Linked DNA regions of Homo sapiens: region 1 is linked to region 2. Evidence: chromatin contacts called from ENCODE Hi-C or POLR2A ChIA-PET data. All regions are on one chromosome and are shown on one strand. The core of a region is the stretch at or near the end of the contact, and the rest is flanking DNA. Distances in the headings are between cores, read along the strand shown. Region 1 overlaps TRAF5 (TNF receptor associated factor 5). Region 2 has its middle 25 kb from the start of RD3.

Region 1 (6,959 bases), core at 660-3,159, 160 kb after region 2:
GAGTATAGAGAAGATGCGTGTACAGCAGACTAGAGGCTCAAGGAAAGCTTCTGCTTGAACATCCTGCAACAGAATCTTAAAGGAAGAAAACTGAACTTAAAGAGGAGTTTTAAGGGAGAAAGTCTTCATGACAATGGAACAGACAATCGTTTCTTAGATACAACACCAAAAAAGAACAAGCAACCAAAAAAAGAAAAAAGAAATAGATGAATTAGAGTTCATCAAAATGAAAATTTTTTGTGCTTCAAACACACGATCAAGAAAGGGAAAAGACAACCCACAGAATGGAAGAAAAATATTTGCAAATCTTAGCAGCCAAATGTCTGCTAAGAGATTTATATCCAGAATATATAAAGAACTTTTTTTTTTTTTGAGACAGAGTCTTGCTCTGTCACCCAGGCTGGAGTGCAGTGGCATGATCTCAGCTCACTGCAACCCCCACCTCCCAGGTTCAAGCGATTCTTGTGCCTCGGCCTCCCAAGTAGCTGGGATTACAGACATGCACCACCACACCTAGCTAATTTCTGTATTTTTAGTAGAGACAGGGTTTCGCCATGTTGGTCAAGCTGGTCTCAAACTCCTGGCCTCATGTGATCTGCCTGCCTCAGCCTCCCAAAGTGCTAGGATTACAGGCTATAAATAACTCTTATAATTCAACAATAAAAGGTAAATAACTCAATTTTTTAAAATGAGCAAAGGAACTAAATAGGCATTTTTAACAAAGAAGATGTACAAATAGCCAATAAGCACATGAAAAAATGCTCAACTTCATTAGCCAACAGGAAAATGCAAATCAAAACCATAATGAAATATATTAGCTGGAGCCAGTGTAGGAAGGGGATGAGGAAGAAGCAGGAGAGGAGACTTGGGGTGGAGGAGGGGTGTGGTCAATAAAGACCCAAACAAGCCTCTCAAACAGGGCTACGAGTAGGGTCTGATGTGACCCCACAGCAGAAGAATATGGACTCCAAGGAAGGTCTCCCTCGACCACTCTCCTGCTCCTATCTCAATGTCCAATTCACTGACTTCTTCTCCATCACCCTGAGAGCTGCTAGACAAAAGCAGTGACTTTCTTACCTCCTGAGATTTGATGACCTCTTTATCTACAGGGCAGATTGGCACTGTGTTTAATTCTCTGGAGAAAAAAATTAAAATGGAGCCAGAGTTAGTTGTTTACCTCAACAGCATTTCCAAGACCAGCCCCAGGGCTCCAGCCATGCTCTAGCCCTGGGCAGGCTGGTCCCTGTCTGCACATGCTGTTCCCTCTACCCAGAAGGGGCCTCCTGTACCCCTCCTTCAGCACCTTCCTGTTCTTTCAGTTTGCCTGAAAAACTTCATGCAACCTCTGGGATGCAGTCAGTGAGTCCCTGGACAGAGCTGAATGCCCCCTGTCCTTTGTTTATCACGCTGTGCCACATTTGTCTCCTCTAGACTGGGACATTCTAGAGGGCAGACATGGGGTCCTGTTCCACATTGTAGCTCTTCAGCATGACAGCACAGAACACACAGGTGCTGAAGGCACAAACACATGAGGGAATGAGGATGTGCTGTAATAACCCCCTTTCAAAGCTTGGCAGGGTAAAATGACTGCCTTGCTTCCTATATAACCCCCCAAAGTGTACCTGCTTCCACATCTCTCCTGGTATCCTCCCTCAACACAGTATGACCCAGGTCTTACAGCTGCCCAGGAGTGGACAGCATCCATGGCAGCAAGGTCCCTTCTAGGTGCCACAGCACCTCTGCCTCAAGGCAAGGGAAGATTGGGGTGACTACAACACAGACATTGTGAGATTCAAGCCCTTCTCCACAGCCAGCTCCCATGATGGAGTGTGTGTCTAGGTCTGCTGTCCCATGCAAAGCAGGTACAGTCTGAATTTTAAGAAAAGGTAAATATCTGTAAATTAGTGACCAAAAAATGATTATTCTTCAGGCCCTCACAGAGGGGATCTGGGAGAGTCCTTCCTTACAGTCATGGTTCTGTGGCCAAGTAAAACAACTCCAAAACCCATGAAAACAGTTGAGTGGCCACAGTTGCCACCTGGATGCTAGGACTGCCATGGCCAGAGTTGCAGGCCCTGCCCACTCACCTCAGGGACAGGATGCAGTGCTGGCAGAAGCGGTGCCCACATCCTGTCTGGTGGGGGTTGTGAAGCACCGAGTGGCAGAAGGCACATTTGTAGCGCTCTTCCAACCGCTCCACAAACTGGTACTCTATACTGGGCTCAAAGTCCAAGGAAATGGAGTTGCCGGAATTCTGGCGGATGAAACCACAGGGCATACCTTTATGCTCTTCTGAATAAGCCATTCTGCAGAGGTCAGGGGAGGAGAGGGAAAATTAAGTGTGCAAACACTGAAACAACCACAGCCATCAGATGCTTTGGTTATTTGTCTCATAATTAGTGTACATCATTCACATGGTCATTCTGTTGTGACTCTGAAACAACAGTGACAACCTCCTGCCACTAGGGGGCTCCGGCAAAGGTGCAATGTCTTTGGGGTGCTCAGGTTAGAGGCTGGACCAGATGACTTCTAGCAAGATTCTACGAGATTCAGTTCTTTGTCCATCAGTCTTTTACAGGGTGCTAAATTACCCTGTCAGTTTGGCCATATGCTTGGACAAAATATAGCCAGGTGTGTTAATTACATTATAAGTAAACTGTTAGGAATTTTTCTTCCACTCAATGAGAGAATGGAAACACAGGTTTTGTTAAAATTTTTAGAAGCAGACAAATATATTTCTCACCATCTTGGAAGCACAGAGCAAGCGTTTACCAGACATTGAACATGCTGGTGTCTTGAACTTGGACTTCCCAGCCTCCAGAACTATGAGAAATAAATTTCTGTTCTTTATAAACTACCCAGTCTGAGGTATTTTGTTACGTCAGCACAAACAGACTAATACTTTTTTTCTTTTTTTCAGAGACAAGGTCTCACTCTGTAGCCCAGGCTGGAGGCCAGTGGTGTGATCATGGCTCACTGTAATCTCCAATTCCTGGGCTCAACTGATCCCTCCCCAGTAGCTGGGACTACAGGCACTACAGGCACACACCACCACACCAGGCCAATTAAAAAAAAAAAAAAACTTTTTTTTTTTTTTTTTTTTAGAGACAGTGACATGGTTTGGCTGTGTCCCCACCCAAGTCTCCTCTTGAATTCCCACATATTGTGGGAGGGACCCAGTGGGAGGTAATATAATCATGGTCTTTCCTGTGCTGTTCTCATGTGAATAAGTCTCATGAGATCTGATGGCTTTATAAGGTGGAGTTTCCCTGCACAAGCTCTCTCTCATTTTGCCTACTGCCATCCATGTAAGACGTGACTTGCTCCTCCTTGCCTTCTGCCATGATTGTGAGGCGTCTGCAGCCACATGGAACTGTAAGTCCATTAAACCTCTCTTTTTTATAAATTGCCCAGTCTTGGGTATGTCTTTATCAGCAGCATGAAAACGGACTACCACAGACAGGGTCTCACTATGCTGCCCAGCCTGGTCTTGAACTCCTGGACACAAGTGATCTTTGTGGCTCAGCCTCCCAAAGTACTGGGTAAGCCACCACACCTGGCCTAAGATAACACTGTTAAAACCTGTGGAGCCAAGGACCCAACACAGCAACACAATATTGAAGGAGAAGAACAAAGCTGGAGGACTAACACTACTCAACTTCAAAACTTATTATAAAGCTACAGTAATCAAGACAGTGTAGTACTATCAAAAGAACAGACAAATAGATCCAGGGAACAGAATAGACAACCCAGAAATAGACCCACATAAATACAGTCAACTGACCTTTGACAAAGGAGAAAGGGCAAAACAATTATGCAAAGATAAGTCTTTTCAACAAATGGTGCTGGGACAACTGGACATCACATCAGAAAACGAAGCTAGACACAGACCTGACACCCTTCACAAAAATGAACTCAGAATGGATCACAGACATAAACATAAAATGCAAAGCTATAAAACTCCTACTAGATAACATAGGATAAAATCTAGATGATCTTGAGTTTGGCAATGACTCCTTGCACACAAATATATTACTCACAGTATCTATCACTGCCATTGCGGTAGATCGAATGTTTGTATTCCTCCCAAAATTTATATGTGGAAATTCTAACCCCCCATGTGACAGTATTAGGAGGTGGGCATTTGGCAGGTAATGAAGTCATGAGAGTGGAGCCCTCATGAATGGGATTAGTGCCCTTATAAGAAGAGGCCAGAGAAGGCTGGACGCAGTGGCTCATGCCTATAATCCCAGCACTTTAGGAGGCTGAGGCAGGCGGATCATGAGGTCAGGAGATAGAGACCATCCTGGCTAACGCGGTGAAACCCCGTCTCTACTAAAAATACAAAAAATTAGCCAGGCGTGGTGGCAGGTGCCTGTAGTCCCAGCTACTTGGGAGGCTGAGGCAGGAGAATGGCGTGAACCCAGGAGGCAGAGATTGCAGTGAGCTGAGATGGCGCCACTGCACTCCAGTGTCAGAGCAAGACTCCGTCTCAAAAAAAAAAAAAAAAAAAGAAGAGGCCAGAGACAGAGAGAGCAGGGAATGGTGGTGCACACCTGTAGTCCCAGCTACTCAGGAGGCTGAGGTGGGAAGATGGCTTGAACCTAGGAGTTCGAGTCTAGCCCAGGCAACATGGCGAGACCTCCTCTCTAAAGAGGCCAGAGAGGTCCCTGGCCCTCTTGCTGCCATGTGATGATACAGCAGTTAAGTCTGCAGCCCGGAAGAGGGACCTCATCAGAACCCAACCACACTGGCACGCTGATATTGGGCTTTCAGCTTCCAGAACTGTCAGAAACCTCTGTTGTTTATAAGCTACCTAGTCTATGGTGCTTTCTTATAGCAGCCCAAGCTAAGACAAGTACCAAGCCACATCATTTCTCACCTGAACTAAATATGAGTTCATTAATTGCTTTCTTCTCCAATCTACTCTCCATACTATAGCCAGGATGAGACTTTCAAAATGTCAAGTACAATGTTAGGTTATCTCCCTTCATCTTTTAGTGGCTTCCCAGGTTCTGAGAGAAAGTCCACAATGCTAAGCAGGCTCAAGACTGTATCCTCCCCAGTACAGCACCATCCTGGACCTCTCTTTCCTGGCTTTCCGTACTCCAGCCACACAGGGTTTTTGTTTTTGTTTTTGTTTTTGTTTTTGTTCTTCTAATACACCACACTCTATGCCACAGGGCCTTCGCACAAGCTACCTGGGAGGCTGAGGCAGGGGGGGATCACTTGAGCCTGGGAGGTGGAGGCCACAGCGAGTCATGATTATGCCACTGCACTCCAGCCCGGGTGACAGGGCGAGAGACCCTGTCTCAAAAAAAAAAAAGAAAGAAAAAAAAAAAAGCCTGGGGTTTGAGACCAAAGCTCCACCTTTTCCCTAGTGTTTCCTGCAAAACTTCAAGGGTGGTAGGTAAGCAGTATAAGATACAAATGTTCCCTCCTGTAACATGGTTGACTCTTGGGATTTAACAAAAGTTTTAATTCTGAAGATGAAGAGGCAAAACATTTTATTTACATGCACAGCCCTAATAACCAAGCCCCACCTTTCTCTCAGAGAACTGGAAGAACCACTTTCAAACTGCCCTGCTCTGCCTTGTGTTCCCTCATTCCTGCGGAGGTTGGCACTTCGCATCCTGTGCCCTGATGTCATATTCTATGTCCTTCTGAGATTCTCTTCTGAGGCCAGGCCCAAGTCTGTCACACAGTATCTAAATTTGGACTCTCAGAGATGTATCCTAAAGCAACAGGCTCATTCAGTCCCCAGAATAAGGCAGTAGGATGTACAAAACTCAGTTCAGGTTCCCTCCACTACACTCTGCACTCTCCCTAACACAAGAATCTATGGCACTCATCTGTGTGTATGTCCATCTTTTGCTACAACAGTAGTTCTCCAACTTTTCGGTCTCTGGACCCCCTATGATTTGAATGTATGTGTCCCCCCCAAAATTCGTATATTGAAACCTAAGGTCCAGTGTGATAGTATTAAGAGGTGGGACCTTTAGGAGGTGATTAAGTCATGAGGGCTTTGTATCCACGGATGGGACCAGTGACCTTAAAATGGGCTCAAAGGAACTAGCTAGGTTATTTTGCCCTTCCAACTTTCCCCATGTAAGGACAGTGTTCATCTCTGGAGGATGCAGCAATAAGCTGCCATCTTGGGAGCAGAAAGTGAGCCCTCACCAGACACGGAATCTGCTGGTGTCTTGATTGTGGACTTCTCAGCCTTCAGAACTGTGAGAAATACATTTTTGTTCTTTATAAATTACCCAGTCTGAGGTATTTTGTGATGGCAACACAAACAGACTAAGATAACACTCTTGTTTTTTCTTTCTTTTCAGAGACAGGGTCTCACTCTGTAGCCCAGGCTGGAGTGCAGTGGTGTAACCATGGCTCACTGTAACCTCCAACTCCTGGGCTCAAGTGATCCTTCCACCTAAACCTCCCCAGTAGTTAGGACTACAGGTGCGTGCCACCACGCCTGGCTAATTTTTTTTTTTTTTTTTTTTTTTTAGAGACAGAGTCTCACTATGTTGCCCAGCCTGGTCTTGAACTCCTGGCCACAAGCAATCCTTTCAGCTCAGCCTCCCAAAGCAATGGGATTACTATAGGTATGAGCCACAGCACCTGGTCTAAGATAACACTCTTAAAACTTGAGGAGCCAAAGATCCATAGGATGGACACTACCCAACTTCAAAACTTATTATACTTGATTATAAAGAATATAGAGAATAAAGAGCCCAGAAATAGATCCACATAAATATAGTCAACTGACCCTTGGCAAAAGGCCAAAGGCAAAACAATGATGCAAAGATAATCTTTTCAACAAATGGTGCTGGGACAACTGGACATCTACAACAGAAAATGAAGCTAGACACAGACCTGACACCCTTCACAAAAATTAACTCAGAATGGATCACAGACATGAATGTAAAATGCAAAACTATAAAACTCCTACTAGA
Region 2 (6,211 bases), core at 3,574-6,073:
CCTCAAGTGATCCACCCACCTCAGCCTCCCAAAGTGCTGGGATTACAGGTGTGAGCCACCACACCCAGCCAATTCCCCTTGTTCTTAGGACCATGACAAAACTTAGCAATGTGACTTCAAAGGCCCTGCATCACCTGGCTCCTTTCTCTCTCTGCCACCCACTCTCACGGTGGGGGACACTGGCTCCCCCTCTCTCCACTCCAGCCATACTCTCTCCAACTACAGTGCCTTTCCCTGAAATGCTCACATCGCTCTCTTGGCCTGGTTAGCACCTTTCATCCTTTAGATTCCAGCCCACACCTCACTTCCTCAGGAAAGCCCTCCTGAGTGGACCAAACCTGCCTATGCTATGCCCTTTCAGCATCTGTGCCAGCCAGTGGTTTACACGTGTTTGGCAAGTGTTTGATGAATGACTTTGCCTCACTATGCTGTAAGCTCCAAGGAGCAGAGACAATGTCTGGTTTTGTTCATCATACCCTAAGCGCATAGTTCAGTGCCCTGCATGTTGAGAGGCACTTAAATATTTACTTATTGAACAAGTGAGTGAATGAATGCTCTGTTTTTTAAGACTTTCTCTAACAGCGACACTATGGAGAATAATTGGCACTTTTCATCCACAGATGGCCTCCTGTGCCTCTTTTAGGAAACAAGATGACAGGCTGGGTGGCGAGATGCATGTGAACACGGTAGGGCCATGAGACTTGCCTCCTAAAAGTTTCCTCTATGTTTTTGCAAAGAAGATCCCCATGTGTTGGTAAGTGGGGAGAAAAACAAATTGAAGTAATCTCTACCAGATGACCCTCTGTAGTTTGTTAAAGGTGTATGCACACATGAACCCACTGAAAAAGAGTAACAGTGGAGGGTGGCATACAGGTTACCTTCCTTCCTTTTTTCTTTCTTTCTTTTCTTTTTTAAATAAGTTTTCCATTCTGGATATGTATTTTTTGACAAAGAAATAAAAAGTATAAGAATTTTTCTCAATGTGTATATGTATATATACACATATGTATGTGTATATATATATATATATATCACAATCTCTCTCTCTCTCACACACACACACAGTTAAAAAAATGGAAGATCATGTGTTCAGACACCCGAGGATGAAAACCATATTTCCCCTCAGCCTGGGACCTTTCTGAAAGTAGAAATCATTTCACTTCCTCTCTTTATTTCTCTGAGCACCCTCCTCTCCTCATTTTGGTCACCATTATTAGTTTCAAGTGACAGAAAACCCAATTCAAAGTAACTTAGGAAATGTAGGCAGTCATAGCTTGGCCATTCCAGCCACGGTGGCTCCAGGAGCCTAAGCGATGTCCTCAGGAATTGGTCTTTCTCTGTTCCTTGGCGTGGCTCTCCCCTGGTGATGCAAGATGCCCATCAGCAGTCCCAGGCTCATGTAATCCACCAGTAGAGAGAGTTTCTCCTCCCACTAGTTCCAGCTACAGCCCTGGTGCTGATGATCTCTGTGACCAGTGTCAGAGGCTGGGGTAAAATATCTTGTGGCCAGGCCTGGCCCAGGGGCTTCCTTCTGGCAATGGGCCCTGTGGGAATCTTACTGACTACAAGTGGAAGGTTAAGAATTGGAAAGCTTTTGCCAGAATAAGGGGAAGGGATAATAGGCAGGCAAAACAAAAGGTGAGTATCATACACTGAGCACTTGGCTCTGCACACAGTAGGTGCTCACCCTAACAGGGCTGACTGGCTGGCCTCTGGCTGGAACCATCTGGGGAGAGAGGAAGTGGTGGTTTCACATCAGCTGCAGAGCCTCCACCAGGTTCAATTTTACATCTAGAGAGAGGGATTTGGAGTCCACGCAGGTCCCAGAAGGTGACAAGGTGGTAGAGAGTGATACGTGCCTCGTTGCATGGAAAACTGCCCTTGGGCTCCAAACATGGTATGCCCAGAGGCTGAGCTTGGAAATGGGTGAACCTTGGCCCAGCCTGGCTAAGAGAGCCACTCGGGGGCACATGCGTACCCTTGCCCTGCTCTCTGCGGGCTGGCCTATGGCCAGCAGGTGCCCAGTGAGAAGATTGTACTCCAAGGGATCCAGCCTTTTACACAAGTTATAAGATGAGGAAGAAACATGGCTTGTGTCTTTGGGAAGTTCTCAGCCCAGTGGGAGAACTGTAACATGACAAGACTAACCCTGTATTTGGGGGCTTCCGCCTGATGTGTCAGCCCCAGAGGGACGGCATGGTAACCCACTCTGTACCAGATTTTAAGCTTTATTCCCAAACCTGCTTTGCTTCCCTTACCAGCTCTTTTACCTTTGTCTTCCATGTTCCCAGTTCATGTTGACCACCTGGGCTGGTTCACTACCACCACACCTGGGAGTGAGAGAAGCCCACCTTCTCCCACTGGCTCAGCCACTCAATTGCCTGGAAGGCATTGTCAGGCAAGGGTGGCCTGCATCTCTACCTCAGCAAAAGCCTCCAGGAAGCCAAAATTAAAAGCGAGGCCAGACCAGGCAACAGTGGCTCACGCCTGTAATCCCAACACTTTGGGAGGCCGAGGCCGGAGGATTACTTGAGCTCAGGAGTTTGAGACCAGCCTAGGCAACATAGTGATCTGGAGTCCATCCAGGTCCCAGAAGGTGATGAGGTGGTGGAGAGTGATACTTGGAACCCATCTCAGTAAAAATCGTAATAATTTTTAAAAGAGAGAAAGAAGAGTGAGGCTGGTTCCTGCTGTACCCTGGAAGTGGTTTTTTCCAGGCGCCTCTTTTTCCAAATTATCAGTTTGAGGCTGAGAGGGCAGGTAAGGGAGAAAGTGACAGTGAGCTAGGCATGGGGAAGTGGCAGCAGGTTGAAGCAGGATCCTGAGAAGACAGCACGGAGGGGCCCTGAGCTGGCTGGGCAGGTGTGGGGCTAGGAAGCCACACCCAGCTCAGTAATTCCCAGGGAGCTTCTGGGAGAACCTGGGCTCAACAGGGAGATCACAGGGCCTGCTGAGGCCATATGGGTGAGGCCTCGCCCTTCTTCCTGCTTCCTCCACCATGCAGTTCCTGCCTCTCCTCCCCCTTCACCTTGCATCCCTCCTCCTCTGCAGCAGCCCTCCTGCTCACACAGTTTAAGAAAGGCTGGTGCTAAGCCTGTGTGCACCACAGGTGGCGTCATGGGCAGGGTCTTTCATGATTTTTCTGCTGCCACTGAGAAGACGGATCATCATCTTTCAGGCAAGTTTGTAATAAACATTTAACGAATGAATGGGTTAGTGATGAACATTCGTTATCTAATTTGAACCCTTTACCAACCCTTTGAGGTAGTCCACACAGTTCCTATTAGTGCTGTTTACAGCTGGGGAAACTGAGACTCAGAGAAATTATGTGTCATCACGTAGGTATGCAGTGACCAGCTGGACTCAGAACCCATGACCCTAGTTCTTGCACTAATGTCCACTGCCTGTCTCTTTCACCCACCTGCACCCTCACAGCTACTCCTTGGGGTTCAGAGGGGGATGACTGGGGCGGGAATAGCAAGGACACAGGCATCATGGGGGCAGATTTGACCACACTGGCTCTGGGCTGTCAAGACAGCCAATCTGGGCTGCTGTCTCTGGCTGCTGTTATGGCTTCATTCCCGGGGCCACTCCACTTAATACAGGGACAGTACTTCAGGTCCGTCTGCCCAGTGCAGTCACATCAGGAGCACCACGGCAGCCGAAGTGAAACCTGGCCAGTCATAGGCAATAACCTTTGACCTGCTGGCAGGTGGGTGTTAGGTTAAATGTTAAGTGACCGGCCGGTCACGGTGGCTCATGCCTGTAATCCCAGCATTTTGGGAGGCTGAGGAGGGCGGATCACCTGAGGTCGGGAGTTCAAGACCAGCCTGACCAACATGGAGAAACCCCATCTATACAAAAAATACGAAATTAGCCAGGCGTGGTGGTGCATGCCTGTAATCCCAGCCACTGGGGAGGCTGAGGCAGGAGAATCGCTGGAACCCGGGAGGCGGAGGCTGCGGTGAGCCGAGATAGCGCCGTTGCACTCCAGCCTGGGCAACAAGAGCGAAACTCCGTCTTTAAAAAAAATTGTTAAGTGACCTCAACTATGTGGCCATGGGGAATTAGAGAGAGTAGAATAGAATCCCCTGTGGGTTGCAAGTGGGAGATGCTGGGATTTTTGAGCATCTTTACTGGTGATCCCTACGGCTGAATTAGGAGAGCTCTCCTGGCACCCGGGAAAGCTTTAACCTCTGGAGTGGCCTTCACAGGAGACAGCCTCAGGATGCTGGGAGAGCCCCTGACCCTCCACAACCTACTACCAATTCCTGCGCGCCGTTCCTTGGGCATGAGGTCCTGAACCTGGTGGAGGAAGGGTAGCAATGCCTTCCATTGTATTGGTTACATGCTTCTTACAGTCAATTAATTGGTTCGATCTTTTCCAGACAGTGCCGGGCTAGAGGCTGACCTTCCCCACTCCCGACCTTGGCTTCTTGAATAACCTCACAGGCCACGGGGCATGCGGGGTGCGCGTGCGTGGCTGGGCCGGCGTAGTCAGCCGGGCGGGAAGGTTTACGGCTTTGGGGAGGCGCCGCCTTGCCGCCCTGACACCGCCCCGCCAGGCCAGCCCGCCGCTCGGTGGCCCCGCCGGCTTCCCGCGGTCGGGACGGGCGCCCCCTGCTGATTGTGGGCGGCGGCGCACCGAGGAGCGGCCCCTGGGAAGCCCAAGACCTCGCCGCGGCTCGAACCCCGCGACCCTCGGCCCGGAGGGAGGTCCTGGCTGCGGGGAGCTGCCCAGACCGCGGTGACTCAGCTAGGTGGCACCGGGAGAGCTGAAGCGGGCGCCCCGCTGGGCCTGGCCACAGGACGGTTAATGATTAATGTTCCATACCGGGTGGAGACGTCGAAGGGGAGGGAGGCCCAGGGGCGCGTCTTGGCCCTGGCTGTGCCTGCAGGAAGCAGAGGCCCAGACGGGGAGAGACTCAGGCCTGGGCTGAGGCGGCTGGGGGCAGGGGAAGGAGCAAGCCGTGAACTCTCTCCTCTTCCCACCCCGCACGCCGCCCCCGTTCTCGATGCCCTTCTCCCCTGCCCCGGGAGCCTCCAGGCGCCGCGCTCCTCCTCCCTGCCTTACCAAATGCCCATCCGTGCCCGCCTCGGTGCCAGGCACTGCAGGCCGCTTTCATATAAATGACTGATTGCCTCTTGCCCATTTTACAGATAAACGCAGAAAGCTCAGGTGATGTGCCCATGGGCTCTCAGCTCACAGGCAGAGTGGGGATTCGAACCCAGCCCCGGACACAGACCAGGTGTCCTTCTACTACCCCACCCATTGCTGCCCAACTCCAGAGACACCTACACCCCAATCTACCAACTTAACCACCTGGGCAGAGGAAATAAGAGGCGGTACTGCCCCCGCCTACAGGGATCGCAGCTCCATTCTCTGCCCTCATAACTCATTACCCTAATTTTAGTCAATCAGAAAATCGTGTCAGGGCTGGACGTCAAGCTACCAGGGATAATGGTTCCTGTTGTAAAATGCTCCTTTGAGCTGAAAGCAATCGTGAAGTGAGGCGCCCGGTTCAAGGAGTCAGCCTCCCGACTTGAGAAGCCAACTGTGGTGGTGCCACGAGGCTGCGATTCACAGGCTCCGGTGGAAAGACCAGGGAAGAAACTTATTTACAAAAATGAGAATAAAAAATATTCTGGGCCGGGTGCGATGAGCCATGCTTATAATTCCAGCGCTCTGGGAGGCCAAGGCGAGAGGATCACTTGAGCCCAGGAGTTGGAGGCTACAGCGAGCAGAGCACCACTGTACTCCAGCCTGGACAACAGAGATATTGTCTCTAACAAAAAGGGAGGTGGGGGGAGGAAATAGTATTCTAACACGAAGCTGCAGGTTCTGCACAACAAGTTTAGGTTTTCCTGTTCTCTCTAGGGTAAATGAGGCATGCAGGCGCCTGCACCCTCCGGGCAAGGACAAGGCGTGTGAGAGTCTCTGGGTCTGCCCCAGCGACGCCGTCGGGCCTCTGGGCGGTGCAGCCTGGTCCGGCATCATCCTGGACGCGCGGGTAATCAGGGCTGAGGGAGCCCAAGGTACATTCTGTCCCTCACCACAAGATGTCGCCGCTGCTAATGGTTAGAGGGCTCTCAGCAAGACCAACTCCCAACCCCAGACTCTGAGTCAGAAACTCTGGGGTTGGGGCCCAGCAATTCGTGTTTTTCACAGGCCCTCCAGGGGATTCTGAAACATGCTCAAATTTGAGAACCA

Evidence for each region. Hi-C counts contacts between places; a loop is a spot of excess contacts on that map. ChIA-PET counts read pairs that join two places held with the same protein, here RNA polymerase II (POLR2A). Pooled maps may share reads with other maps.
Region 1: a pooled map shows a loop between it and region 2 (5-fold over the local background). The contact joins two enhancer-like sites. A Hi-C loop is called at or near these places in 1 of 37 single-sample maps with no recorded cell type and 8 of 50 pooled maps. POLR2A ChIA-PET finds 5 or more read pairs at or near these places in 1 of 52 experiments (Caco-2).

Annotation. Positions count from the first base shown.
Region 1 is chr1:211,348,586-211,355,544 of GRCh38, reverse strand. TRAF5 (TNF receptor associated factor 5) reads right to left here. Exons shown (of 11, transcript NM_001033910.3): 2 at 2,088-2,306; 3 at 1,078-1,135. The coding sequence starts at 2,305. Among named protein-coding and RNA genes, the nearest start is that of TRAF5, 25 kb to the right of the region's middle. RefSeq lists a silencer at 2,036-2,165. Within about 2 kb of position 1,909, at least 5 of the 41 ENCODE cell types and tissues checked have a DNase peak (open chromatin) inside an H3K27ac peak, as active enhancers do.
Region 2 is chr1:211,514,008-211,520,218 of GRCh38, reverse strand. No RefSeq gene overlaps it. Among named protein-coding and RNA genes, the nearest start is that of RD3, 25 kb to the right of the region's middle. RefSeq lists an enhancer at 1,272-1,321 and silencers at 4,532-4,891, 5,904-5,993. Within about 2 kb of position 4,823, at least 13 of the 41 ENCODE cell types and tissues checked have a DNase peak (open chromatin) inside an H3K27ac peak, as active enhancers do.